7 separate regions of the Mus musculus genome follow, and all the other regions are linked to region 5. A link is a loop called in an ENCODE intact Hi-C map of the cell type or tissue named here. Cell type or tissue: heart. All regions are shown on one strand.

Evidence for each region. A loop is a pair of places that touch in the nucleus more often than their neighbours do. Peaks named below come from ENCODE experiments on the same cell type or tissue, not always from the same donor. Only the 100,000 strongest peaks of a DNase experiment are listed, where the experiment ranks them.
Region 1: a loop joins it to region 5, with 8 times the contacts of the local background. A loop is called at or near these places in 39 of 42 quality-filtered maps.
Region 2: it touches region 5 in a loop (2.7-fold over the local background); 2 of 42 quality-filtered maps call a loop at or near these places.
Region 3: it touches region 5 in a loop (6-fold over the local background); 28 of 42 quality-filtered maps call a loop at or near these places.
Region 4: it touches region 5 in a loop (10-fold over the local background); 29 of 42 quality-filtered maps call a loop at or near these places.
Region 6: a loop joins it to region 5, with 8 times the contacts of the local background. A loop is called at or near these places in 2 of 42 quality-filtered maps.
Region 7: it touches region 5 in a loop (3-fold over the local background); 15 of 42 quality-filtered maps call a loop at or near these places.

Annotation. Positions count from the first base shown.
Region 1 is chr5:64,068,513-64,072,512 of GRCm38, forward strand. No RefSeq gene overlaps it. Among named protein-coding and RNA genes, the nearest start is that of Pgm2, 22 kb to the right of the region's middle. In heart, a CTCF peak has its summit at 1,729 (motif pointing right); a DNase peak (open chromatin) is centred at 1,749; H3K27me3 peaks cover 1,857 bases.
Region 2 is chr5:64,158,140-64,162,139 of GRCm38, forward strand. Tbc1d1 (TBC1 domain family, member 1) reads left to right here and starts at 2,121. Exons shown (of 22, transcript NM_001310611.1): 1 at 2,121-2,366. In heart, a CTCF peak has its summit at 1,808; a DNase peak (open chromatin) is centred at 1,942; H3K4me3 peaks cover 2,839 bases; H3K27ac peaks cover 2,110 bases; H3K27me3 peaks cover 422 bases.
Region 3 is chr5:64,265,936-64,269,935 of GRCm38, forward strand. The region is part of intron 6 of Tbc1d1 (TBC1 domain family, member 1); the gene reads left to right. Among named protein-coding and RNA genes, the nearest start is that of Gm38634, 11 kb to the left of the region's middle. In heart, no CTCF peak of the experiment used is centred here; no DNase peak of the experiment used is centred here.
Region 4 is chr5:64,273,575-64,277,574 of GRCm38, forward strand. It overlaps Tbc1d1 (TBC1 domain family, member 1), which reads left to right. Exons shown (of 22, transcript NM_001310611.1): 8 at 1,821-1,931. Among named protein-coding and RNA genes, the nearest start is that of Gm38634, 18 kb to the left of the region's middle. In heart, a CTCF peak has its summit at 1,709 (motif pointing left); no DNase peak of the experiment used is centred here.
Region 5 is chr5:63,904,358-63,908,357 of GRCm38, forward strand. It overlaps a transcript of Rell1 not described here. Among named protein-coding and RNA genes, the nearest start is that of Rell1, 63 kb to the right of the region's middle. In heart, no CTCF peak of the experiment used is centred here; a DNase peak (open chromatin) is centred at 2,314; H3K27me3 peaks cover 2,233 bases.
Region 6 is chr5:64,845,896-64,849,895 of GRCm38, forward strand. No RefSeq gene overlaps it. Among named protein-coding and RNA genes, the nearest start is that of Gm31684, 31 kb to the left of the region's middle. In heart, no CTCF peak of the experiment used is centred here; no DNase peak of the experiment used is centred here.
Region 7 is chr5:63,966,447-63,970,446 of GRCm38, forward strand. It overlaps Rell1 (RELT-like 1), which reads right to left and starts at 2,451. Exons shown (of 7, transcript NM_145923.4): 1 at 2,200-2,451. The coding sequence starts at 2,287. In heart, a CTCF peak has its summit at 2,252; DNase peaks (open chromatin) are centred at 1,315, 2,555 and 3,305; H3K4me3 peaks cover 2,565 bases; H3K27ac peaks cover 2,310 bases.

The DNA.
Region 1 (4,000 bases), 160 kb after region 5:
AGATTTTAAAAGACTTATTTATGAATTGTGTACGTGAGTGTTTTGCGTTGCATGTATGTGCATGCACCGTGTCCATACAGTGTCTAGACAGGCCAATAGACAGTGTTGGACTCCTGGAACTAGAGTTACAGAAGGCTTTGTTATCTGCCATGTAGGTAACAACGGAAACGGAATCCCAGTACCCTGCAAGAGCAACAAGTGCCCTTAACCACTGAGCCACCTCTCCAGAAGTGAGATGTGGAGAATCTTAGAAGCACCTGAAACACACTGTAAAGTGAACATGTATATCTTAGCATTAGGAGGCTGGGGCAGGAAGATTCTGAGTTGAGGCCAGCCTGGGCTATACAGTGAGAAAGGGGAGGGGAAGGGGAAGGGGAAGGGGAAGGGGAAGAGGAAGGGGAAGGGGAAAGAAGGGGGAGGGGAAGAAAGGAAGGGGAAGAAGGGAAGGGGAAGAAGGAGAAGGGGAAGAAGGGGAAGAAGGGAAGGGAAGGGAAGGGAAGGGAAGGGAAGGGAAGGGAAGGGAAGGGAAGGGAAGGGAAGGGAAGGGAAGGGAAGGGAAGGGAAGGGAAGGGAAGGGAAGGGAAGGGAAAGGAAGGGAAGGGGAGAGGGATACATCTCTTCTTCAGTGATTTACTAACATCATATCTTGTTTTTTCATGCCGAACATGCATCTCCAACTACCCTGGAAATCACTCTTTCTATTCACATTTAACACTCCCCCCCCTCATGAATTTCCTTTCTACAATGTTCTTCATGCCTTGCTCCATATCACCTTGAATTAGCTACGGAGTGTTTTCTGCCTGTTGGTTTCTACATCTGTGTGTGGTTAGACTCCGTAGCAAATGAGTCAGGTGTTGTCAAGTGTTCCCACCATTCAGCCATTTCTTCCCCTGTTGGTTTGAATATACTATATGTGTTCATACATTCATCTTACTGAGTGTATATGGATTGCACCTCTCTGTGCTCACAGCCTGTGCTGCTCAAATTTTCAAATACTTCTCTCCACAGCTGTACTCAATTTGTTAGGATGTTTTTCATGAGAGATTTTATTTCAGCATACTGCAATTCAATAAAACTGAACTCTCTGGCCCATTTGAAGTGACTTTAGCACGTCTATGAAGTGTGAATCCAAATGACTTTTCTCCTACTCTTATCTGCTCATTTGGAAATGTTTATTTTACTGTCATTTATGCATGCCCCCACCAGTTTGCAACTCCTGACAATCATTTCTCGGTTCAGTATTTTGAGTGCATACTAGGGGACTGGGAACTATATCTATGTGCCTTGTAGGGTGATCTGCCTTGTAGAAGGCTGATGCAGATAATTCTGACTGAAAGACTTTCCTTTGAGGGGCCAATATTTATTTTTCTTTAGCTCTCGAGCACGTGGACGGTAAAAGCTTTGTTCAGTTTCTCCCTCCTGCTGCAAATGAGGGAAACTGAGGATACCAAGAGATCTTCTGCTGAGAATGTAGGGAAACATGGAGAATTAAAGCATCAATGAGAAGTTAATAATAAAATATGTAGTTAATATTAAAAGCATACCACTAGAGTACATTATTCCCAATGAAAATATATTCCTCATAATGATGGCCATGACTATGAGTTGAAGCCCTGGGCATGTCTTCTAAGCTCCTGACTCTTGGTCACTGTTCCCATTAATTCCGCTGGTAATTTGCCACGATCTGCCACCAGGTGGCAAAAGCCAGATCTCACCTCCACCCTTCTCCATGCTTTTCCTGTACAACAGTGCCTCCCAGCTAGCCAACTAGAAAAGGCATGCTAAAGCCCCACTAAGGACCTCACCAGTAAGATGATCCCCATCCTATAGTAAGTCTGGAACTGTTTGGCAGATCTGACTCATTGCTGCTGCAAGTGTGATTTAAGACAAATCAGGGGGCTGTTTAAAACCCAGTTTACCCAGCTGTGAAAAGAGTAGACACAGACCGGGAAAGCTCAGCATAGAGATTGACCTCAAAATCACTTCCGGTTTTAGCTGGATTACATTTCCTGCTGTTCATGTTTTGTTCTTCAATGAATAATGAAGAGTACAAAATTAAAACTTAAAACATAATGACATCATTCTCTTCTTTCCTTCCTCCAAACCAAACCACCTCATCCATCTTGCTTGCTCTTGTTCTCTCTCTCTCTCTCTCTCTCTCTCTCTCAAAATCATGTCCTTTTTTCTTTGTGTATATATATATATTCATACATACATTCCTAAATATATAAATTCAACCTGCTTAACCCATAAAATGCTAATAGTATGTATGTGACTTCAGTGTTGATCACTTGGTACTGGATAACCAATTTGGGGGCTCTTCCCTGGAGAAGTGTGTGTGTGTGTTTGAGTCAGGGACAGCCTGTGAGAGTCAGTTTTCTCCTTCTACCTTAGTTTCTGGGAGTCAAACTCAGACTATCTAGCTCGGTGGCAAGTGTGTTTGTAAGTGAGTCATCTTGCTGGCAGACAAACCCATTTTTGAGCCAACTAAAATCTGTTTCTCCACTCAGAACCGGTAAAATTTCAAGTCATCATTAAAAGAAAAGGAAATAATAAAATAGCTGGAATCTTTTACAAAGATTTCAAACTAACATGAGATACAAAAATAGATTTTTAGTTGGTAGAATTTATGGCAGTAGCTTTTCATTTGTACATTGAAGAGGGTTTTATTCTTATTCATAAAGCACACAATTGTGGTTTGCAATGAATCACTTTGAAAGAAAATAACCCCTGGGTAGTGAGCTAACTTAGCAGTTAGGGGCACATGATGCTCTCTGAGGGGATCCAAGTTCAGTTCCCAGCACCCACATCAGGAATCTGATAACCATCTGTGACTCCTCCAACTCCAGGAGAACTACTGCCTTCTTCTGGCCTTCATAGACATTTGAATACATGTAAAATAAATGCTTATAGACATAGAAACATACACATAAAAATTTAACTTTTAAAAAAAGAAAGAAAATTATGCCTTTTAATATATATACATATATATATATGATGTGAGTGTATGTGTGTAAACACACTATGTAGCTGAAGCTAGCCTCTAATTCACAATAATTATCTTGCCTCAGTCTCTTGAGTTCTGGGATTATGAAGATAAACATGAAATGTTTTATGTATCCCTAAAAGGTATCTTTTTAATATGAAGAAATTTCCTATGTAAATTTATTTTTCTATCCCATTTTCATTTCTACTTGGGGATACGCTATATAAGAGTAAACTGTAACCTAATATAATATCATCTATTATATCAACATTTCTATTGTCAAGATAATTCCTTATCAGCTAGAGTTCAATTTCTGAAGCTGCCATCCATGGACCAGGGATCTGGTTCTATGGTTAATGGCATCTTCTGACAAGGCTGATGCTATGACCCCCACTTGAGTGCTCTGAAAGATGTGCACATGTGCACACATATACACATACACATGGATGCACACAGGCACAAGTGCATGCACTCCAAATATACAAAAACCATGTATGTTTTAATTGCTACCCATGTGTAAAAAAATTACATTTTAAAAAATGCTTTGGGAAGAACAATGACAATACAAACAATAAAAAGATGTGTAAAATATGAAAATTGTCACTAAAATGCACTTGGCTACATAAGTATGAAAAATACCATATTTTCTCTCTAGTTCCAAATGTATATTTATGTCAACCTTAAATTTGAGGAGAGCTCTCAACAGAACATCTGGGTAATTAGACCATAAAGTCTCTGCAAACAGATGTGCTGGCTTGAAGGCTTGCTATAGTCCCTGATGACTAGGAGGCAAAACATCGCTCCTTAGAAATAAGGGATTCGAAAGTGAAAAGATGCTTTTTCCCCCTGAAAACTATGCATATTATGTTTTACTCCCACAATACATTACATTACATATAAAGAGCAAAAGGTTAACACGTCACTTAAGATCCTGTGGAATCTTGAGCTTCCAAAGAATATAATAAAGACAGTTTAATGGAAATAGATGCATTTGCTTCAACAAGCAATAACCAT
Region 2 (4,000 bases), 250 kb after region 5:
CTTGGCTGGCACTGCTCACAGTGAGACTACAGATTTCTCTTCCTGTTTGACAGTCTTTAACTCTGCAAACCCCACATGCCAGCCTTGATCTAGAGATTTTACTATTTCTTCCTGAGCTGCTGGAACCCAAAGGGTGAGGCAGGCAGGCTGTCTCCTGAGGTCTACAATAAGTCAGTTAAGGGTTGTTTTTTTTGTTTGTTTTTTGTTTTTTGTTTTTTGTTTTTTTTTTTTTTTAAAGTTCCGAATTCTTTATTGTGTGTCTGGGAACTAGAAAGGTGATGTAGAGATAGCTGCCTGGTGCCTGGTACATGGGCACAACACTTCCCCAGGCCAGGTCAGGGTTAGCATGGTTTCTTGCCTCTAAGGTATACATCTCTGAGCTGGAATTTGTGCGAGCTTATGGGGGAATGAACTGCTCCCCCTCCTCCCAGCACCAGCTGGAGCCTGGACTACTAGGCTACTCTACCCAGGCACTGCCTTCCTTTACCATCTGGTCTCTACTTGACTGCTAAGCCTTCCTGCACTCCAGAATCAAACGTTTTGCAGGGAGGAGGTGGCAGGGTGAGGACAAGATAAGGGAAGGAAATGGTAGATGAGGTGGCTCTGGCCCTATTCTGTAAGCATGCTCCAGAAATTCTCTGTCCCTTCTATGGTGGAGACTGCCAGGCAGGGTAGTTAAGCAATAGGTCCAAATGTGGCTGGGATGCTCCTTCAATGGCTGGCATGTCGCTTGTCTTGACGTGGTGACCTTCTGGAAGTAGCCATGGTCTGTAGGCCACAGAGCGGGAAGGACAACTTAACAATGGGGTTGAAGATAAAAGCATGAAACAGTGATAGTATGATGCTGAAGACGATAGAGTTTAGCTGGATAACCTGATCTTTTCCTGCGGAGCATTTTCCACGAACCAATCAACACTCTTTTCCTTAGACTATTCCTGGCTATATCTATTCTCATTCATTCTCTCTCTCTCTCTCTCTCTCTCTCTCTCTCTCTCTCTCTCTCTCTCTCTCTCTCTCTCTCTCGATCTGAAACTAGGAAGACAAACTATGGTGTAATAAAGAATGAACTAACCCCACATGGCAGCTACGGAGGGCTCTAGATACAATCCAAGCCACGTGCACCGCTCACTTTTCTTGGATCCCTTCTGCTCTTTGGAGTGAGTCTGCCTCTTTAACTTGCGGGAATGGTGCTTTGAGAGGTTTCTGTGGCTCTCTGGCGTGCACACAGACGCGCAGTGCGTGCGTGTGTGTGCTCCGCACGCAGAGAGGGAAAAAGCGCGCGGTCCGGGCTCTGCGTCACTCCCCGCACCTGGCCAGAGATGGGTTTAGTAGAGGCTAATCCGCGGAGGGCACTTCATCCCGGGTGTTTCTCTGAGTCCCCGATTTTGCTGCCTGGAGTGCCAGCGTCCCATCCTGCTTCGGTTCCTGGTTCCCCCCACCAGCCCCCATCCTGCCATTCGACCCCAATGCAAGAAGGATGAGGCGGGGGAAGGGCTGGTGGCTGGGTGGCCTGCGGGTACGCTGCGCAGTGATCTCCGGGTCCGTTTCGGAGGGTGCGTGCAGAGAAGCAGGATCCCTCAGGGAGCGCGGGCTCCGCTGCCACCTGCTGAGAACCTCGCACGCCAAAACAGCCTCGGGCAGGGCTACCTGCTATAAATAAGCGGTCAAGAGCCCGGTGTGTGACCACACATCCCGCCGGGAGGGCCATAATCACTTGTGAGCACGCAGGGAATATTCCGGGCCAGGACTTCGCGCTGAGGCTGGATGGGGTGGCGATGCTTGCACCTTCCCCGAGCTCTCGTGGGGTGGCGCCTGGTGGCCCCTGGGCGGGCTGAGGATGGACCGCTGGGGAGCGAGGGGAGGGAGGCCGCGGAGGACCCGCACTGCAGCAGCTGTTGCTCGCCTGTGACTCGCCAGTCTGGGCCGAGTCGCCTAGCCAGAGTCGCTTGGTGCGGAGGGGAAGGGAGGGCATCTACTCCTGTTCTTGGCTCCCGGGGGACTCACTAGGGAGATTCCGGCTGCTGTCCCCCTCCCCCGCCTCTGCTTTCCCCAGCGCTCGCCCAGCCCGGGAGGAGGAAACGCGAGCGAGCCGCGCGCAGACACCTCCTCCTCCTCCTCAGCTGCTGTCGCCGCCGCCGGCCACACCGCGGTGCCTGTTGCTGCAAGCCACCTCGGACCGACCGTCTCTTCAACCCGCAAGAGAAGCAGAGACTGTGGAGTGGACCCCCACCCCAGCAGCGTGGGGCGGCAAGAGCACAGCCAGCTGAGGACCATGGACGCCCCGCCCGCCCAGGCCATCTTCTGGGTGCCCGGGAGCACCTGCGCGCCCTAGCTCAGCCCGGAGTTCTGAGCGTGCCACCTCACTGGTAGGTTCCACCTTGGGTCCTTAGGGTGCGGGGCAACCCTCCACTTCCAGCATGCCCCTGAGCTCCCTTGCTGCAGAGAAGGCGCGGTCCCGCCACCCAAGGGCGTTGCTGCCGGGTCTCTTGGGGTGCTCTGGTGGGGGAGGGGGAAGAGGCGGGATTTCAGAGCTACCTTGTTGTCCTCTGCTTGGGGGTGGGGGGGGGGGGGAGAAACCTTGATGCTTTCTGCGCTGCGACGAAGGTGCTCAGGTCCCCTGCTCCTCCTCCTTGCATATCCCGCCCCACTCCCTCCCGCCAAATATCACCGGGGCACAAGTGTTTGTAAGGCATCCAGCTCGGACGAGGCCGGTCAGAGTGACCCCAGGCCGCCTTTTGAAAGTTCAGGGTACTTTGCAGCGGTAACTTTGGCAGCTTCTCGGTGCACGCAACATTTCTTTCTATGGGCACATCCTGTGCTGGTCATTTTGAAACCCGGCTTGATTGTTTCCTAGCAGCTTCCGGGTTGCTACGTGAGTAAGAGGCTCACTCTAACTTCACAGGTTGCTGTTCTCTTCTTTTCTAAAAGATGTGTCGTTCTGTTTGAACCCCACCTAGGTGTGGCGTTCCTGGTTGTGATTTTATTTTAAATGCCTTGTTCTCCGGAAGTTGCTTAAAAAGGAAAAGAAATTGAAAGTGATGAGTGTTTCTCTCAGCAAACATCTTCAGCGCCCTGGTACTGATGATGGCAGGCATTCACCTCCTACGTACAACCCTCCTTCGTCCTCTTAGTGGCTGCAAGCCGTTCTTCTATTTAGAGCCAGGTGTTAGAAGGGAATTTTTGAATGACCTAATTTAAATGGGTCACACCCAGGAAGCTCAGCTGTCTCTACAAGTCTAAACTTCTAAACTTTTTGCGTTGCACCTCCATGGGCAAAGATCCCTTTTAAGACCCCCTCGATGTGAAGTGGGATTCCCATGAGTTGGAGAATGGCCACACTTAGGCTTTATTGTTTGTGGAGCCTGCTCAAGGTGGGAGGGGTGGGATGGGAGAAGGAGAGGGCAGCTGTACCCAAAGGTAGGAATGTATCACTTTTCAGGGTCTCACTACCTTGCCTGAGAGCTCGCTGAGGCTAGCGAGTTCTTTTCTCTTTTCTCAGCATTCACGGTGCCCCCCTTCTGCAGAGTCAGTTCCTCCCTGGGAACCCTGAGGACTTTCTTAAGGAACCAGGAAGAGGCATGAAAAGTACATAAACGGGTGGGTGCTTTGCAAAACTCTTAGCAATGGGAAGCTGAGCCTCTGATGTGCCTGTCTTTAATGTTCGTTCCTATCAAGTTAAAGGGACCAACTCTCTTAAGTTTATCTGTAAGAAACCATTGATGTGCCGTGAGCTCTACTGTGTGGTAGATGCTGCAGTGAGTTAGCTGGTACCCCATAAAAGGCTGCATGTATGAACTAATGACCAAGGGACCAAATGTGGTGCAATGGACAGTCTGAAACCAGCAGAGGACCATTAAAAGGGATGCTTTTGGGGGGGGGTGTGGATTTGTTCAGTCATTTACAAACCCATAGAAAAGGGGAAAAGCTTTGGTGTAGTTATGACTTATTAATACCAAAGGAGAGCTTTGCAGTGGGCCTCCCTGACACAACCTACCCTTAT
Region 3 (4,000 bases), 360 kb after region 5:
GTGTGTGTTGGGGTAATTTGTGGTGTGTGAATGTATACATATGTGTGCCTGTGTGTGTAGAAGCCAGAGCAGGGACATGGCTGTTTTCCTTTGACTTTCTCTGCCTTGTTGACTTCAGACAGGATTTCTCACTGAACCAGAGCTGGTTTTGGCTGGATTAGTCCGGCTGGTAAGTGCTGAGAGTCTATTTGTCTCTGTTCCCTGTGCAGGAGTTAGAGGCCCGAGCAGCGTGCCCTGCTTTGATTGGAGGTTCAGTGACTTACTGAGGTCTCTTACCACTGAGCTTTCTCCCTTTCTGATTCTACAATTTGAGTTAATCTAGGTACCCTGTATAGTGGAATCAGTAGGATTTGGTTTCTTGGTTTTGGTTTCTTTCACTTAGCATTGCATCTTCTGGGTTTGCTCATTTTATACATGTCAGGATCCTATTTCTTTCTTTGGCTGAATAATATTCTATCAGTTGATTCATTTATTCATCACTGGACATTCCAGTTCTTTTGGCCTTTTCCTGTGTGAGCAGTAGTGCTAAGAATTTTGGTATACACACATCTGTTCAGGTTTCTGCTTTCCATTCTTTAGAGTTAGTGAATTTGCTACTTCATATGGTGAGTGTTCATATGGGTTTCTGTTGCTGTGGTGAAACACCATATCCAAAGCAATTTGGGGACGAAAGGGTTTATTTGGTTTATACTTCCACATCAAGGTTAATTATTGAAGGAAGCCAGGATAGGAAGTCAAACAGGGCAGGAACCTGGAGGCCCAAGGTGATATGGAGGGGTGCTGCTTACAGGCTTGCAACCCATGGCTTGCTCAGCCTGCTTTCTTATAGAAACCATGATGACTGGCCTAGGGATAGCACCGCCCACAATGGGCTGGGCCCCCCATCAATCACTAATGAAGAAAATGCCCTATAGGCTTGCATATAGCCCAGTCTTATGGAGACATTTTCTCAATCAAAGTTCCCTCCTTTCAGACAACTTTTGCTTCTGTCAAGTTGATATAAAACCAGCCGCACAGTGTGTCTGTTTAACTTTCAAGCCTTCCTGTACTCTTCTATAATAATTATATCCCCATTATTCACTGATCCTAACTTCTCTGCATCCTTACAGAAATGATTTTTATAATGGTAGCTGTCCTAATAGGTATGAAATGTTACCTGGTTATTTTTTTATGAGATAAATTAATATAAACATCATAAAGCCTGAAAAGCTTCACGTTGGTCATTACAGTGCTCTAGAAAGAAGCATGATTGATTCATTTAAAAAAAAATATTTCCATGTCGTTACTGCTTGCTGACAGCATATAAACTATATCTGGAATGAGAGTTTTGCTTTAACGAGAGAGCGCAACTGAGAGGCTCGCTAGCGCTTTCCACACGAGCTGTCAAGATAAGGCAGATGATGGTAGAAATGACCCTACGGGCCAGCAGTGACTTGGCCCTTACAGGCAGAGGAGATCTTGATCTGCAGAGCTGGCTCCTGCTGAGTTCCACTTGGTAAATCAGCATTGGGCCTGAGCATGCAGAAAGTTACAGCTGGAGGTTCTATTTGGGACCAAGGGTTTGCTGTTGTGGTTTGGAGAATAATCATTCACTTCCCTTTTACATGTTAACATCCAACCGCGGCAGAAAACTGTACAGCTATAGAGAGCATCCATTAACTATTAAACAGAGCCACGAGGCATCTGGGAGTGGGTGTTTTACTCACTGTGTGTGAAACATTACTAGCGGAATAGATGGTGAGCTATGAAAGGCCACCTTGGAAGAAGAACAAATTTTGGGTCCTTTAATTTTTATGGTTGCAAGTCCAATAAGGAGAATGGAATGATTTCTTGGAAGCCGTTGTAAGGGTGGTCTTGGGTGGGGACGGATCTCAGTGGTAGCATCCTGACCTAGCATGCGTGAGGCCCCAGGTTCTAGGCCAACAACTCCCACCAAGCATTTTATCATTGCCAGTTGAGCATCCCTAATCCTGAAATATAAAAGGCTCCAAAGTCAGCAAGGCTGTGGCTCAGTGGCAGAGTACTTGCCTTGCTTGCATAACACCCTGGGTTCAATTCCGTATACTGCAACCCCCCTCCCCACTCCCAAAGAAAGTTCTTCTATCAGGAAGTTATGTTCTGACCAAGCAGTCCACAAACTATAGGAAGGACCAGTAACATGACCATAAGAAGAAAGAATTAGAGAATTTTTTTCATTATTTTATGTATATGAGTACACTGTAGCTGTACAGATAGTTCTGAGCCTTCATGTGGTTGTTGGGAATTGAATTTTGGACCTCTGCTTGCTTCAGTCAGCCCTGCTCGCTCCGGCTCAAAGATTTATTTATTTATTATAAATAAGTACACTGTAGCTGCCTTCACACCAGAAGAAGGCATCAGATCTCATTATGGGTGGTTGTGAGCCACTATGTGGTTGCTGGGAATTGAACTCAGGACCTTTGGAAAAGCAGTCAGTGCTCTTACCCGCTGAGCCATCCCGCCATCCCGAGAGTGTTTTCTTAATGAGTTGATGTAGTTGAGTTATGTCCCAGAATGTATAAAATAGGAGAAATACATGTGTATTTATTCTAAATACACAAATAATGTATGTGTGGGTACACCACATACTCAGTGCTAGCATGCTAGCACAGGTTCTAAGAATCAAAGCTACTCTGGAGTATGTACTTGAATCTTATAACCATAAAGCCGCTATGATACTTAAAGAACATTTTGCTTATTTCCAAGTTTAGAGGAATAGGAGATTGCTAAAATTAATCATGCTCTCTCTGAAAAACAACATATTGAGTTGGGGTAGACGGGTATACCGTGGTGAGGTGAGGTATCTTGAGTTTAGCTAGGCCCAGTCAGAGGACCCGACCATGAGTATGGTGAAGAAGAGGCCGAGGCTTAGGATTCAGCCTGAGGTTTTCAGTGTGTGGTCTAACTATTCTAGTCTAACTTTCCTAGAGGCCTGAAGCTTCCCTGACTGGCTAACAGTGCAGAGTTTGTTGCTTAGACTAGATCAGGGACCTTTTTTTTTTATATTTGGAAAGGTTTTTAGTTGGTTTTCACTGGGTACTTATTAAACTTAGACACCATTGTGCTTCAGTATTGAAGTATTGCTACAGAAAGCCTTGAGCCTGCCCCTCTGGCCTTTTCTCTACCTCATCCCTCCTCTGTATTCACTTATGTCCTGGAGCCATCTGTGTGTTGGACCACGTGATTCTACCAATCCATAGTGATCTGGTTCTGGAAGCAGACAACTTACCTCCTTAGTTGGACAAAATATATGATTTTAGCATCTTGGTTTCTTATCTATACATTGAGATTACTAAAAACAGGGCTGGCAGGATGACTCAGTGGGTAAGAGCACTTTCTGCTCTTCCAAAGGTCCTGAGTTCAAATCCCAGCAACCACATGGTGGCTCACAACCACCCATAATGAGATCTGACTCCCTCTTCTGGTTCATCTGAAGTCAGCTACAGTGTACTTATGTATAATAATAAATAAATCTTTAAAAAATAAAAATAAATAAACCATCATGTAAACATTAAAAAAAAGATTACTAAAAAAATAATCTGTGATTACTTTGAGATCTCAACATAGGAAGTACTGAATGAAATGGCATTAGTTTTATGGTGGCCTTGTAGAGTTCATCTTGGTTTAAGACAAAATAAGGAAAAAACATTCTGGAAGCGGAAGTGCCTGCTGGACTTTGCATAGGGTCAGTACCTTGTGCCTGTGTAGCCAGTAAGGAGGGCTGGGCTGACCTCCAACTGAAAGAAGAGAGAGGGACACTGGCTTTGGGACAGAGTAGCTACTGACAGACTTCTGGCCTCTCGTGAGTTCCCAAGTCATGAGCTGTGGACACGCACACTCAGCTGTGCAGTGGAAGTATGTTTCCTGAGTCACCCGGCTCCGTGCTCTGGCAGCCTCCTTTCTCTCCAGCCCTCCTCCGTGGAGATGCTTTGACCACTGCCCCTGCTACTTAACTAAGTAGTCACAGTCTTTACTTAGCTGC
Region 4 (4,000 bases), 370 kb after region 5:
GCTTGGCTGTTTTGATTGTTTAAATGGACATATAACACATTTATAGAAAAGCACACAAGTGGATGCTGTATGCACCATTTCGGTCAGCACTGAGGGTGAGCATGGAGCCTTTTCTCTGCTGCTGAATGCACCTGTCACTGTCCTAGATATCACTGCCCCTGGTAACTGCCATACCAGCTTCTGGCACCTCTGACTGTGAACAAATTATTGACCACAAAGTGATGCTACTCAACTTGATTCATAATCATTTTTGTGATTGTCACTCTGATTAATGGATGTGAATAAAAACTGAAAGAAGTAGTGGTTTAGCCACTGTAGAGAATGGTGAACCACAGGAGAGATTTTAGGGTGGCGACACATCCCTGATCTTCTTGAATGCAGTGGGAGGGTAGCGTCGCCATACTTCAAAAAGATTCTGAGGAAGTATTTATTTCTTGACTCTGTGACACCACAGATAATGCATTTCTGCTGCGCTGCAGCCATTGCCTGGGGTGGTTAATGAGTTCGTTGGGGGTCTCCTGGCTCCTGCAGTACTTCCCCATGCCTGCTTGTTACTTCATTTTTCTGTCAGTTTGAAGTTTTGACCCCCTCTCTCTGGATCTCTGTTGTTGGTATGTGTGTGCACGAGCACTCAGAGTTGCACTGCATAGTTCCCGTGATCAGACTGAGGTCAGATGGTTGGCAGTGAGTGCCTTTATCCGCTGAGGCATCTTATCAACCTTTAAAACTTGCAATTCCAAATGACCTTTTCCGGAAGGCTGGATTATCAGAATTCTGGATTAAGCTTTCCTTATCGTTAATGCTTGTGACTCTAAGGATAACGCCAATGTCCCTTCGTTAGCTGGGAAGAAATTAGCCAGTGGTGGCACTGACACAGACTCTGCTGCGTGTGTAGCTGATCCGTCCGCTCGTCATTCCTGACCTGTTCAAGGGCAGGCCACAGTCTGGAGTTAGAGAAGAACAAGGCGGATGGCCAGGAACTCTGTGTCTCTCTGGGGTGATTTGGGCAATTGGTTTTATTTTCATTCACAGAAAGGAATGTGTTGAATTAGATGACTTCTGAAAATACCCTGTGGCTGATAATTCAAATGCAAAGATTTGGAAGGTGGAGGGGAGAGCCCACAGTATTTTGTGAACCACTATGGCTAGGTGGGATGAGTGGTAACTAAAACCTGCATGTTCTCATTTGTTAAGCAGTGTGCCTTGCCACTGCTGGCAAATTAAACGTCCTTGTGAATTTAAAAAAGGAGAGCTAAAGGACCAGAGAGAGGGTAGAAAGGGAGGGACAGAGACAGAGGAGGAGGGGAGAGGAGGGCGTGGGAGGACGACTGAGAACTTGGCATACACGTGTTCATCAAAGTGTCTGCTTCACAGGGACACACGGGCCACATGACGGGAGCACTCACCCCGTAACAGCTTGACCCTGGATCCAATTGACGAGTTCCTTTCTAGATCCCCAGTCTTAAGAGCTTATAAATGTGTAACCATTATGACTTGACTCTGGGTGTTTACATAGATTTTGTTTTATCTCTTTTTAAAAGCTGTTTATTTATTAACTATTTTGACCCCCACTATTTGACGTTAAAATTTTTATCTTGGGTAAAAGGACATCGAAGATGACTCCTAAATACGGCCCAGTTAGCTCTGCCCTCCGTTCGGTTAAACAGTTGCCTGCACTCTTAGGGTGACTGGTGCCCCCTAGTGAGGTCATGGAAGAAAAGCACTCGTTCCTGGGTGGAGGTTGTTAGCACACTGCAGTTTTGTCGACAATAAGAAAAGAAATGTAATGTTTATGTTTCTGATCTTTTTCCCCCCAAAAGAAATTGAGACCAAGAAACGAGCAGCGAGAGAATGAATTAATTATTTCTTTTCTGAGGTGCTTATATGAAGAGAAGCAAAAAGAGCACAGCCACACTGGGGAGCCAAAGCAGGTGAGCGCCCTCTGACCCGGGGGGCCCCTTATGGGGCTGCTTACTTAGACACAGAAGCTAGAGAGCCTCCTCCTCCCCATAGGCTTCCTTTTCATTGTTGCACAGCTGGAGAAAATGAGGGACGGTTGGTTGTGTTTAAAGATGGCGAGAGACATTTCGGAGCCACAGCACGTGGGAGAAGCTGGTCTTTGTTGCTTTTGCCCTTTGAATTGAGATTACATTATCTCACAGAAGACATAGAGTCTTGGAGTAGTTAAGACATGTTTTAAATGTGTCCTAGCAGTAGGAATTAGGCCACAGTCAGAGAGCGGTCTGTATCCATCATTTGGCAGAAGTGTAAGAACGCTGCAGGTGTCCTGAAAAGGCATTCTCTTGTGCCCCAGTGCCATGGCTATGACCTGGAAGCATCTCAGGAGAGAAACTTGAGGATGCCTGCTGTCGCTGTGGTGCTTAGACCCTGTGACCCAGCAGTGTTGTCCCCATTATTTCCCTTGCAAAACCTTTTATGTGAGTGCTTCAGGAGCTATGTACAAGAGAGTTCACTGCAGCCTCCATCCTAAAAGTCGGAAAATGGAGTAAATAATACTTAGTAGCAGGGCCAGGAATAGGTTTGTTATACAATGCACTTAGACTGTACTCTGGCTGAAGGGAGTCAGCCAGAAGCATTTTTGAGCATGAATAAATATTTAAAACAATATTGGGAGAAGAAAGATAATTGCAGAAAGACTTGTGTGGTGTGGTATGACAGTGTGTGTGTGTGTGTGTGTGTGTGTGTTATTTAAATCGAGATTTCACATATGAGAGAAAAAGTGACATTTGTTCTTCTAAGTCTGGCTTATTTCAGTTACCATGTTTATCTCTAGTTCCATCCATTTCCTTCAGATGGCATAATTTTGTTCGTTTATGTGGCCGAATGAAACTCTGTTGTATGCCTGCACCACATTTGCTTTATTCATTCATTTATTGATGGGCATCTAAGCTGATTCTGTTCCTTGCTAATTTGACTAGCACTGCAGTAAACATGGATGTGAAGGTGGCTCTGTGTATGCTGGCTTAGAATCCTGTGAGTACACAGCCAAGAGTGGCCTGCCTGGGTCACGTGGTAGTTCTCTTTCTAGAGTTTTGACGAATCTTCATGCTGACTTTGATAGTGGCCACACTAATAGTGGCATCTATTCCTTAGGTGGTTATGTACATGTGAGGCAGCATATGTTTTATGAATAGATGTAAATTAAAATACAAAATATGAATTAATATAAGCACCAAATTCAAGAGAGTGCTTGCCATGGTGGGTGGTACTGGTGGTCGGGAGATTCCAGTAAAGAGTAACAGTTTCCCCTAGGGGCAGAAGCCAGAACGTAGGTAGCAGCCATGATAAGTGACAGACGTGAGTAGACACTCTGTTCTGTGTTGGAATGACTATTCATTCATTTAAAGGTCATGGCATATCTGGGAAGACAGTTCCGTCTACAGGTGGGGGACCGAGGGGCATCAGGGAGTGCACTGGCTGTGCCACACAGCTGAGGACCTGACAGTTCCAGAGCACCCTGCTCCTCTCACCCCTCAGTGTCTGGGGGTGCTAACTTGGCCAGACTTAAGTATGGCAGAGGTATTTGTGTTAGTCTCTATACGTTCTGTGTGCTTGCCTACTGCAGAGAGTGTGCTGGTGTTTAGAGCAATGGAGAATCTGCTTGTCTTTCCTTTCTAGCAGACAGAGCCGTCAGTGAAGGTCCGTGTGAGCAGGTGTGCTCAGATTGGGGCGTAACTTCTTGGAAACATACTTCCTTGCTAACAGGAGCATCACGTATTCAGTGCCTGTGGGGTTCCACTGTGCTCTGGCTCAGTGTTAGCATAGCTGAGAAAAAGCAGACTGCTTTCATAGGAGAAAGACCGGAAGGGGGAGAGGATAAAGGAGAGGAATTATAAAAAGATATGGGAAGGATGGATTCAGTTGATAAATTTAATTTTTAACTTAGTCTCTCAAATGCCCCCCTAGGTAAGATACTGCTTTATTTTAAAAGGTTGTCAAAGTAGGTTTTGTCCCAGATCCTATGTTCGGTGCTTGCCAT
Region 5 (4,000 bases):
ACACATCCATAAACATAAACTAAAATAAATCTAAAACAAAAAAGGAGAATCCTGATGCTTTGAAAGCAAAATGATATGAGGAATGTATGATAGAATAACAACGTAACAGCGGGGCATATGGTACATTTCCATAATCCCAGCCCTCCAGAGGATGAGGCAGGAAGGTTTTGAGTTCAAGTCTAGCCTGGGTTATATAATGATTCATTGTCTCAAATGCAAGGAAGCAAGCAAGGAAGGAAGGACAGATGGACAGGAGGGAGGGAAAAAGAAAAGTCTGGGGAGATCGCTTGAATGGTCAAGTGTTTTCCTTGCATGTGCAAAACCCTAGGTTCCATTCCAAGTTCTTCTTGTCTAAAACAATGACTGAAGAGCAGCCAAAGGCTTAAACTATGAATTTGCAAATCCAGACTCATAAAGGTTTTCATGACATTAGCCATAAACCAAGTGACAATCTAGTAAAAATGGATGTCATATTTAAACCATAAATTATTTATTTATGGCTTACTTATTTATAGCAAGATGAAATAACTATATACACACTACTTCAAAAGTAATTTGCTGGGAGAGATGGCTATTGGTTGAATTATGGACTGAAATCCTCTCCATCAATTGTGTCTGCAAGCAAATCCTGCCTGGGCGTACTGAGACCCATTGCTCCAGTCACATCCATGTGTAAAGCAGAGGCGATGGCCAGGACTCCCTCTGCACCACAAGACAACACTAAGACATACAGTGCTGCTCACCTGCCCAGCTCCTGGCAAACCATCACAATTAGCTGTCTTCTGGTCACTTGGCTGAGGTCACTGGCTCACTTTCACAAGTCACATTCAACATCTTAGAAACTAAGTCTTAACTGCTACACACCAAAGCTCTCCAAACCACTTCTGATTACACCCATCTCTAAAGTGATAAAGTGACCCTTTCCCACTTACATCATCAATTATCACCCATCATTAAAATTACAATACAGAGGCACTTATCTGGAACAAACTTTATCCCCTTTATTTCATCCCATACTGACCGGTGCACACACAGGAGTTGACCCCACTTAGACTTTTAGGTCACATCACCCTTAAAGTGAGTAGCTCATATTAAGGTGACTCTTTCTTTTAGCGTTCCTTCTTCACAAGGTAATCATGTTGAGGGCCCGTGGGATCTTAAAGGGTCATTAGGCTGTGGAGGCTCCACTCTCAAGAACAAACTGTTTATTTCTCAAGTAACAGCATCAGGTCTCAAGACAGAATTAAGGAGTGAGTTGTGTCTTGTGGGGTTGCATTGGTTACCCTGAGAGCGGTTTTTCCTCTTCTCTGAGTCTTCCTTGGCCCGTCTCACAAACCCTCCTGCTACAGTGATGGTGCACCTGCCATTGTCCAGTGAACATCAAGGGCTTTATTAAATGTGGCTGCTAAGCTCAGACTTTTCAACCTCCCAAACTTGGGAGCAGTTAAGCCTTTTATCCTTTGAAACCATTCGACCCCAGGTATTTTGTTTATAGCCATACAAAACAGTGGCACCAATACCCACTAAAACAGCAGTGCCTTCTGGGAGTTTACGGGCAGGCTATGGCACGCATCACGATTTTGTGTGAATTTTCTACTCCTTAAAAAAGCACAAAGGGATCCCTACAGCAAGCTGGGTAGCTAGACTAATTAAATCAGTGGTGCCTGGGTTTAGTTAGAGAACCCAATGAAGTAAAGAGAAATTTAAGACACTCAGTATTAACATATGCATGCCCACACACATGAGAATGTACAACACACAGGCATGTCACACACACACACACACACACACACACACACACACACACCACATCCACATGCAAAAGTAAACCAACAAGCAAATCCACTGTGCAAACGATGGCTCGGGAAAATGCTAAGCCTCAAAGAAGCCAAGAGCCTGGTTCCCAGCATACAGCGTGAGTGGCAGAGGTAAGGCTCAGCTCTACATCGAAGGTCAAGCTATCTCTCTGAGTCCCAATTGCTTAGTCACACCATTTCTATGACAGCATTTAGGGCCTGAGGTTCTCTCCACAGTCATTCCTGCCTTCATCTGTGTTCACAGGCACTGTCTGGCCTCAGACAGTGAGGAAGCGTTTGAAGGGAAAAACAAGATAGATTGACAGGGTCAGAAAAAAAATGATCAGGAAAAAAAAACCAAACTCGCTCCTTTACTCCCATTAGCTAGCTAGTGATATCCTTTATTTTTAAAGGTTTATTCATTCTGCCAACACATCACGGGGGCTCTGCACACCAGTACACACAAATGGCCGGATCATGCCCCACTGCAGTTCCTACATCCAACCAGAAGAGGGGGCCAAAGTGCTATCTCTGTGTAAGGTGGATGCTCAGCGTCAAACACTTGGCTACAAAGCTCCAAGTTGCGGGGACCCCATTTGTAAGTCCCCTAACCTTCACTTTTTCAACTGTAAGTTTTGGATAGCGCAAGGCTGGCCAGCAAGACAAACTTGAGAAGGAATTGCAGAAGTGTGCAAAACCATAAACAGTGCCCCACCCCCAAAACCATAGATCCTCCAGGAGCCCAGATACAGAGAGCACTGACCAGGGGATCCAGACTGGCCATGATTTGCCACATTCCCAACCCTGACAGTGCCTGTGAACACAGATGAAGGCGGGAATGACTGTGGAGAGAACCTCAGGCCCTAAATGTGCATGCCTGCATTGAAAACGTTCTTATATAGTAAGAGTGGTGTTTCCTACAAAGTTGAAAATAACATAAGGTTAAAATGAATGGAACAAGTACGGAGTCAGAGGTACCGTGTGGACTTGGACTCTTAGCACACAGAAACACAAAGATGTGTATACTATATGGATTACTATACAGAGGGCAGAGGCTGCGACACCCAGTATCAATGAGCACAGCTTGTGTCCTTATTTTAAAAAATACCATTCTCTAGCAAAATGACTTAGGGCTCCTTAGATTCGCAGTTGGTCCTAAGGATGGGATGTTGAGGTTTGGTCTGTTGCTATGAATTGTAATGCTAAGTGTGAGGGGAGCAAGACTTGGTTGTCCCAGAGAGTCCCCACATAGATTCAAGTTATTTCTGATTAGTGAATAAAGATGCCTACAGCCTATAGCTGGGCAAAATTGAGATAGGTGGGGGCTTAGTGTTCCCGGCAGCATTGGAGTTGGAGATGATCACAAGGGGAGAGAGAAAGGTGGAGAGGGGAGTAAGATGCCCTGGGTTAGGAGTCAAGAAAGCACAGCCCTGAGGGCTGGCCAACTGGAGTTAAGAGCAGCCCATGTGAAACAGTAATAACTCAGGGTTATCAACAGGAAATATATTTTAACAGCATAGAAGGTAGATATTTGCCCAGCTGTGCTGTTTAAGGCTTGTAAATATAAAGGTTCCCTGTGTCTTTTATCTAGGAAAAAAAAATGGTCAAAGTCAGGGTAGAAACCTCAAATTGAGATTAAATATTTTCTACAACACTGGGGCAAGGAACAAGAAAACAAGAAGAGCCTGGGGCACCGTCTGGGCCAGAACGTAGTAAGGGGCTAGAAATAGGCGAGACAGAGGAGCGTGGGGGAAGTGGGGAGAGAGAGCACCGTGCCAAAGGCATCAATCTGTAAGAGCTTTCATTACAGGCACTATCCTCGAGGGAATGGAGTTGTATGCCCTTGTCCTGCTCCCTCGCACCCAGAAAAAAAAAAAAAACCCACATTGATACTGAAATTTCAACACCTAGAATAGGCCTCGCGTGACCCTTCTGGGAGCTAGGATCTTTGCAAATGTAACCAAGTTAAGATGAGTTCTTATGATGGATTGCAGTGGGCCCCTAAGCCAGGGGGCAGATGGCCTTAAAAGGAGGAATAGGATACCCACAGAGAAGGATATCTCAAGACACAGATCTTCAATGATGCAGAACTTCAAACCAGGAAATGCTGAGAACTTTCTAACAAACACCTCCCTCAGAATACAGGGTGGACCTAACCCTGGAGAAACGTTGTTTCTAGCTCTGGCCTGAAATAGCTTTCTATA
Region 6 (4,000 bases), 940 kb after region 5:
AAAACCCCATAAAACAGTTTCAGAGGTTTAGCGAATTATTGTCATGGCAGGAAGCATGACAGCATACAGACAGACATAGTGCTACAGAAGAAACTGAGAGTGCTATATCCTGATCCACAGGCAGCTGGAAAAGAGCTGTGTGCCACTGAGCCTGGGCTCAAGCATCTGAGACCTCAAAGCCCACCTGACAGCAACACACTTCCTCCAGCAAGGCCATACCTACTCCAACAAGACCACCCCTCCTAACAGTGTCACTCCCTTTGGGGCCAAGCATTCAAACACGTGAGTCTATGGGGGCCATACCTATTCAAACCACCACCCAAAGGCACATCTCCTAAGCCTCTCCAAATTGTGTCACCAGTTGGGAAACAGGAATGCAAATGCCTGAGAATTTGTGAGACAAGAACCATATCATTTAACCCACCATTGGGAAAAGGGACCTTATTTGGTTTATACATCCTGATCACAGTCTATCATGAAGAAAAATCAGGGAGGGAACTCAAGAAGGAACATAGAAGCAGGAGCTGAAGCTGAGAACGTGGAGGAAAGATGCTAAATGGCTTTCTTAGTCTGCTTCCTAATACAATGCAGGGCCACTTCTCAACCAGCACTGTCAACAGCAGGCTGGACTCTCCCAAAACAATCATCAATCAACAAAATGCTTCACAGACTTGCCTACAGGCCAATCTCATGGAAGTATTTTCTCCATTGAAGATTCCTTTTTTTCAGATGACCCTGGTCTGTGTCAAGTTGACAAAAATCTAATCAGCATGACATGCAAATTAACAAATGCTATACATTATATCAACAGAATGATAGAAAAAAACATATGATCATCTCAATAAAGAAAAAAAACTATTTGATAAAATTCAATTTATCTGTGTAATAAAAAGCCCTGAGGGCTGGAGAGATGGCTCAGTGGTTAAGAACATTGCTCTTCGGAAGGTCCTGAGTTCAAATCCCAGCAACCACATGGTGGCTCACAACCATCCGTAATGAGATATGACGCCCTCTTCTGGTGCATCTGAAGACAGCTACAGTGTACTTAGATATAATAATAAATAAATCTTTAAAAGAAAGAAAGAAAGAAAGAAAGAAAGAAAGAAGGAAGGAAGGAAGGAAGGAAGGAAGGAAGGAAGGAAGGAAAGAAGGAAAGAAGGAAAGAAGGAAAGAAGGAAAGAAAGAAAGAAAGAAATTGTTTAAAAAAAAAGCCCTGAAAAATAATATACATAGAAGGATTGTATGATAACATAAAGAAGACTATTACAAATTTAACTAACAACAAAAGAATGGGAAAAACCAAATGCACTTTCTCTAAGACTGAAGACAAAACAAGAGTGTATATACTCAGTATATATACTTCTAGTATTCTTATTTATGAATACTAGAAGCCCTGGAAGGTCATGAGAAAGAAATGAAAAATATTCAAATTGGAAAATGTGGTGGTTTGAGAAAAAAATGGCCTCCCTAGGCTTGTACTACTAGAAGGTACGGCATTGTTGGAGTGGGTGTGGCCTTGCTAGAGTGGGTGTGGCCTAGTTGGAGCAAGTATGTCACTGGGGGCAAGCTTTGAGATTTCAAATGCTCAAGGCACACCCAGTGTGACAATCTCTTCCTGCTGACACGGACTGACATCCAGACACAGACTTCTCAGCTATCTTTCCTGAACCATGCATAACACCATGCTTCCCACAATGATGATAAATCTCTGAATTGTAAGCCAGCCCCAATTAAATGTTTTCCTGTAATAGTCATGGTGTCTCTTCACAGCAATAGAAACCCCTAACTAAGACAGAAAGGAAGGACTAAAATTATCCATGCTTGTAAATAACATAATTTTATACTTAAAAAAATAATGTGTGAATACTAACTATCCCATCAAAACAGATGTTAAAGTTTATTAAAAAAATTAATAAAATTACACAATAAAAATCAGTATACAAAACACAGAAATGTCCTCCTTTTTATCATATTGTTTTCTGTTCTGTGGTTTCTGCCTGGTTGGTTTGGCCCAAAGCCTAGCTTCTCAATTTCTTTTCAAGCTGACAAGTACTTTTAAATTTTATTTTATTTTATTTTATTTTATTTTATTTTATTTTATTTTATTTTATTTATTATGAGAGTGTGTGTGATGACCTGGTGAGGGATGTACCCAGTGCATGTCACAGGACAGTTCTATGGAAGTAATTCTTTTCTTCTACCTTTAAATGGCTTCTGGGGATGGGACTCAGGTCACCCACCAGGCTTGCATGTCAGACAGACCACAGCCTCTTTGCAAAAGAAGAAGAAGGAAGAGGAGCAGAAGGAGGAAGAGGAGGGGGAGGGGAGGGGGAGGGAGAAGGAAAAGAACGGTTTCTTCTTTACCCCCAAGTCCCCTTTCCTCTCAGATCTCAGGCAGCTGTCATTGAGAGAAAGTGCTTTGTCCTGACTCAGAAATGTCACAAAGGTGCTAAGTGTCCTGAGTTGGTTTAGCTGCCAGGTTTACTATTTGATTTGCCTTCAGTTTGTTTTGTTGTTGTGTTGTTTTGGTTTTGTTTTTGTTTCTTTTTTTTTTTTTCATAAAAATTGGTGATGTTTCACTCAGCTTCCATGTAGCTGGATTTTTGTTCAATGATAGACTGGGGTAGTGGGGGCAAATGAATCGTTAGACCTGAACAGACTAGACAGAACATACCCTGACTCCAATGGAAAAAAAAAAAAGACCCTTAGTGAAAAATGATGCATAAACCAGGTCACTATTTGGAGAATAGGCTGTTTTTGTTACCATAATCATATGTCAAGCCAGATGGCTGGCGTTAAAGGAAAATGCTGAAACTTAGTTGTGACAATATAAGTGTCTTTTATTGATTTCTAGGTAAGATATATTTCTTCCCAAGGCTGAAATCTGTCACTCACATGCAAACTCTTTTAGTGGATTTGTCTGGGAATCCCCATGTGCCACAAAGTGAGATGAAGAAGTCAAGTCTCTCCTTCCACCACGTTGGCTCTGCGAATGGAACTCAAGTTGTCACCTTGGTGGTGGCATGTACCTTTATCCACACAGAGCCTGGCAGTTTGAATGAGAATGGCCTCCATAGGCTCCTGTGCTTGAAGGCTTGGCCCTCAGTTGGTGGCACTGTTTGGGAAGGATTAAGAGGTGTGGTCTTGTTGGAAGAGTGAGTTATTGAGGTGAGAGCTTTGAGTTTCAAAAGCCCACACCATTCCTAAATCAATCTCTCTCTCTCTCTCTCTCTCTCTCTCTCTCTCTCTCTCTCTCTCTCTCTCTTCCTCTCCCTTCCCCTCCCCCTCCCCCCTCTCTCTTCCTCTCCCTTCCCCTCCCCCTCCCCCTCTCTCTTTCTCTCTCTTGCTCTCCCCCATCCCGTAGTTGTTGTCTTAGTACACCTACATTCCTTCAGTGCTGTTTCTGCCTTCCTTGCTCTCATGCTTCAGCCATGATGGTCATAGACTCACCCTCAAAAACCCTTAGCCCAATAACTCTTTCTTCTATAAGTTACCTTGGTCATGGTGTCTTAGCACAGTAATAGAAAAGTAATTAAGATATCCTCAAACATATAAAATAAATATTTTTAATAAATTGAAGAAAAATGTAAAGAATACCCAGAAGGGTTTGGTGTATATGAGTTCGATACCAGCCCTTGGGAGGCAGAGGCAGGTGGACTTCTATGAATTCTAAGCCTGCCTGGTATACTGAGTCCCAAGCCAGCCACGGTACATAGTGAATCCAGAAGAAAGAGGAAGAAAAGGGCATTAAAGCTACATGTTTTATTTTTAAATGCATACATAATTAAAAATCACAGTTTAAACTTTCAGCTTCAAAGTGGGCATCCGTGCAAATAGGAGAAAGGGACTAACAAAGAAAGAAAAAATGAGTGCTCTGTCACCCAGGTGGGGCTGTATTAGTCTATCTTCAGCAGTCCATCTTAGTCCTGTGAGAAAAGTAACTAGTCCAGAAAACATTAGAAAAGCATTCATCTGGTCCTGTCTCCTGCCAGCTACCTGA
Region 7 (4,000 bases), 62 kb after region 5:
GCGGATTTCTGAGTTCGAGGCCAATCTGGTCTACAGAGTGAGTTCCAGGACTGCCAGGGATACACAGAGAAAACCTGTCTCAAAGAAAAAAAAAAAAAAAAAGGAAGTGATAGAGACTGCCACCCACCCTCTGAGAAGCTCTCTGTCGGTTCTCCACTGTATGGCTCAGATGACTACATACTCCTGATGTGATGTTTGGGCATCTTAGAACTAACTACCTTACAATTTAAGTCAGGTTGCTGAGGCTGACCTATCCTCTATTTTCTCTGGGAAGCATGGGGGACAGTAGAAAGATGATGAATTTAAAACCAAACAGGCTGTATTTATCCCCCCACCCCCCACCCCCCTCTCCCTTCCCCCTACCTCCCACCCCACCCAACCAATGCTTACTGATACAGTGCCTATGTAATGACAGGCCTCAGTTGATCTACAGAGAATAAACACATCTTGGGTCATGAGGAATAAGTTTTAAAATACACATGAAGCACCCAGCTAAAGCACACGGCAGGCTGTCTCTATCAGATGCCATCTCCTTCTTCCTACTTCTGGACTTGGAGTCCAAAGAGATCAGCTGCCAGATGTTCCAGGCTCATCTCTTGATACAGGCCCTAAGCCAGCCAACAAACTGGAAGTTCTATCCTCTCCACCTTAGGTACTTCATTCTTTTTAAGCACTAACTTTCACTCATAAAAGGTTACTAATAGCACCACTCCGTAGAACTTTCTTCAGTCACATTGCAGGCCTGACACCCGGATGTTGTTCAGAAACCCAGCAAAACAAAAACCCACTCTAGGAATGGATTTCTCCTGATGATGGCTGGTTACATGCCTCACTTACTAAACTGTAACAATCTTGCTCCCAGGTTCATCTTTTCTGTTATTGTTCCAAACTCTGCAACAAGTGATACCACTTACTACCTGCAGTCTCCAATCTACGTTGAAACTATGTTGTAGTTACAAGTCTCGGGAAAGAAGCCCAGGATGCACGGGAAAATCTCCCATCCAATAGAACGAGTCACCAGCTTCCCTTTCCCCTGGGTAGATGGCTGAAGGAAATGCGGATCTGCTAATAAATACCCAGGAGACACATCGTCTATCTATCCTGTTCCCTTGCTAGCTCGTTCTGATGCCCATGAAAAAGTAAAGGACAAATGAGAAGCAGGCTCCAAAGCTCCGAGTGACTAGAACATTCTCCAAAAAGAAGAGCAGCACGTATATTTTATAGAGAAGACAGTCACCGTTGGAAGCCTTCCAGCTGCTTATTATTTGGGCCTGAAGAGGAGCCACCCCTGAAGGCAAGCTTGGCAGAGCCTGCTGACGTAAGAATCAGCCTGTGGTAACCCCAAACGGCCAGGAAGGCTTAACTTTTTTTTTTTAAGTACTGCAGCGAGGTGGCAATTAAGAGGGGGAAACAATTATTAAGAATCCCTGGTGTGTGCCTTATAAAAACAGGAGCACAAGGCAAAGGCGTCCTTAAGTAAAAGGTAGACCTCTTAGATTTCAGTTAGAAACTCCCGCTGATGGCTTGTAGTTGAAGACAGCACTCAGCGTCTCGGCTTGGTGGCTTCCACCCCGACCACAGAGGTTCCTTTTGTGATGACAGGATTTGATACAAAGAAAAAGCAGTATACATTATAGATGTCTTTCCTCTTTCCCGGCCTAATTTATCCAGCATGTATGGGAAGGAGTGAGAAATTCCCGACTTACTAAAAGAATCCATAACCACCTGCAAAGACTGGCACTTTCAAGGCTTTAACATAATGAAAAGGAAAGAAGAAAATAAAGCGAGGAAGGAGGCTGGAAAGCAGAACCCTATCCCGGGTGTCAAGATATTCGCCTGGTGAGGCCTCTGAGGACCAGGACAGTAGAAAGGGGTCCACGGCTAGGGAGAAGGCATCCCAGGAAAGCGACATCCTGAAGAATCCGAGTTGGGGTCCCGCCGTTTTTTAGAAGCGGCGGGGAGGGAAGGCGGGACCCCGGCAGGCGGGTGGGGAAGGACTGGAGCCGCGCTGCGCGCCGCACCCTGCCCGGGCCACCCCGGGACACCCAGATGTTCAGAGCCAGATCCGGTAGCACAGCAGGGCGCGCGCAACTCAGGGCGCGGCGGGGTTGTGGGCTCGACCGACTCGTCGAGCCCCTGGCTCCCTTCCGTGCGCAGACCCAACTCACCAGGCGTCCCGACCAGGACCAAAGCACTCACCGGCGGCCACCAGCGGCGAACTCACAGCGCCTCCCACGAACACTGAAGCAGCAAGCACAGCGGACCCCGGGAGTCCCCACAGAGCCATCGCCGCGTCCCTCTGCCCTCCTCGCCCCGGCCGCGGCGTCCCGGGTCGGGGTAGACGGTGCAGCTCGAGGGCTGCCGGGTGGATTGAATGCAGGAGCTCGGCCCCCGCGAGCCCCTACCCGCTCAGCCTGGACCCGCCAGGACCCCGCCCACCGCACGGAAGCCCCGCCCCTGATCGCCGCGCCCCGGTCCCTTGAAGCCTGGACCCGCCTCCGCACGCATGACCCCGCCCCCGAGTCCAGGCCGCGCCTCTCCTGTCACTCCCGCTTCCCCTCTAAACCCTTGGGTCGCGTCAGCCGCGCGCCCAAGCCGTGGCCCCACCCCGAGCCCCGCCCACTGCTGACCCTCTCCGCCTCCTCTGCTGGGCGGGCTAACCCTGCCCAGCCAAGTGGCGGGTCTGCGCGGGAGCCTCAGGCTGGGGCGGGTTACTCCCTTCTCCTGGGTCCTGGGACTAGTCAGATGCGGGAAGAGGAAGGCAGAGGTTAGGCCAGGAAGCCCAGGATGGAGAGCAGACAGGACCAGCAGTTTCAGAATGGCGCGATGTTTTTTTTTTTTTTCTCAATCGGAGTCTTTACCCAGTTAATTAACCTTCGTTAGTGGTCTAGGAAGGAATGCTACGTTCAAAGTCATGGTTGATCGTTTAAACATTAAGGAGAATAAATTAAAAAAAAAAAACTTTTTTAATTGTCCCCATCCCATTCTGTCTAAGCTACTTCTATTGAGGAACACGTCCCCACACACTGGTTGTTTGCTTGCGTTGGACTGGGTTTTGTTTTAATCATCTTGCAAACACTCCCCTGGAACAATTCTTCAACTTTCCAGTCACTTCTGTCTTCATATCCTCACATCAGCTCGGTAAGGTGAGTATTATCCCCATGTCACCGGCCAGGAAGTGAGCTCATGAAGTCTGCATGACCTGGGCCACCATGATCCATGTATCTCCAGTGTTTGCTTGCAGGTTTAATCTCAGCTCCTGGCTCAAGGACAGCATGCACTAAGAGGGCAGAAGTAGTTGTTAAAGGGGAATGTACCTTTTTCTGACTAGCTTCCTTTTAACTAACCAATAGCCTCGTTTTAACTAATCCGTGGAGACTCCACACAAGGTCCTTAAAGCCCAGTCCTGACAGATGTGAGCTGAATGGAGGGTGGGTCTTCAGCCCCTTCTGTAAACTGACTGGTGGCCTCTAATGCTCAAGGGGGAGTTATTTCTCCTCTCTAACACCCTCCACCCTTCTGTTACAAATAGCAATGATGTGAGAATTACCAGGGAGAGAAGCTGAAGGTTGGAGGCCCTGCCCTTTGAGTCAAAGACAGGAACTATGGATCCTATGCACAATTTGTGGCACATCCTGTAGTCTGACAAATGTATCAAAGGGAAAGGTCTGAGAAAGAATGCAGAGGAAAGACATTGTGCTGGCCAGTTTTTTTTTTGTTTTGTTTTGTTTTGTTTGTCAACTCAACACAAACTAGAGATTTGTCTGAGAACCTCAATTGGAAAAAAATATCTCCATAAGATCAGGTTGTAGGCAAGTCTGTAGGGCATTTTTCTTAATGAGTGATTGATGGGGGAGGGCCCAGCCGATTGTGGTTTCTGTAAGAAAGCAGACTGTCCAAGCCACGAGGAACAAAGCCAATAAGCAGCACCCTTCCACGGTCTGGGGGCCAACTCCTGCCTCCAGGCTCCTACCCTGCTTGAGTTCCCGGTTTGTTTCCT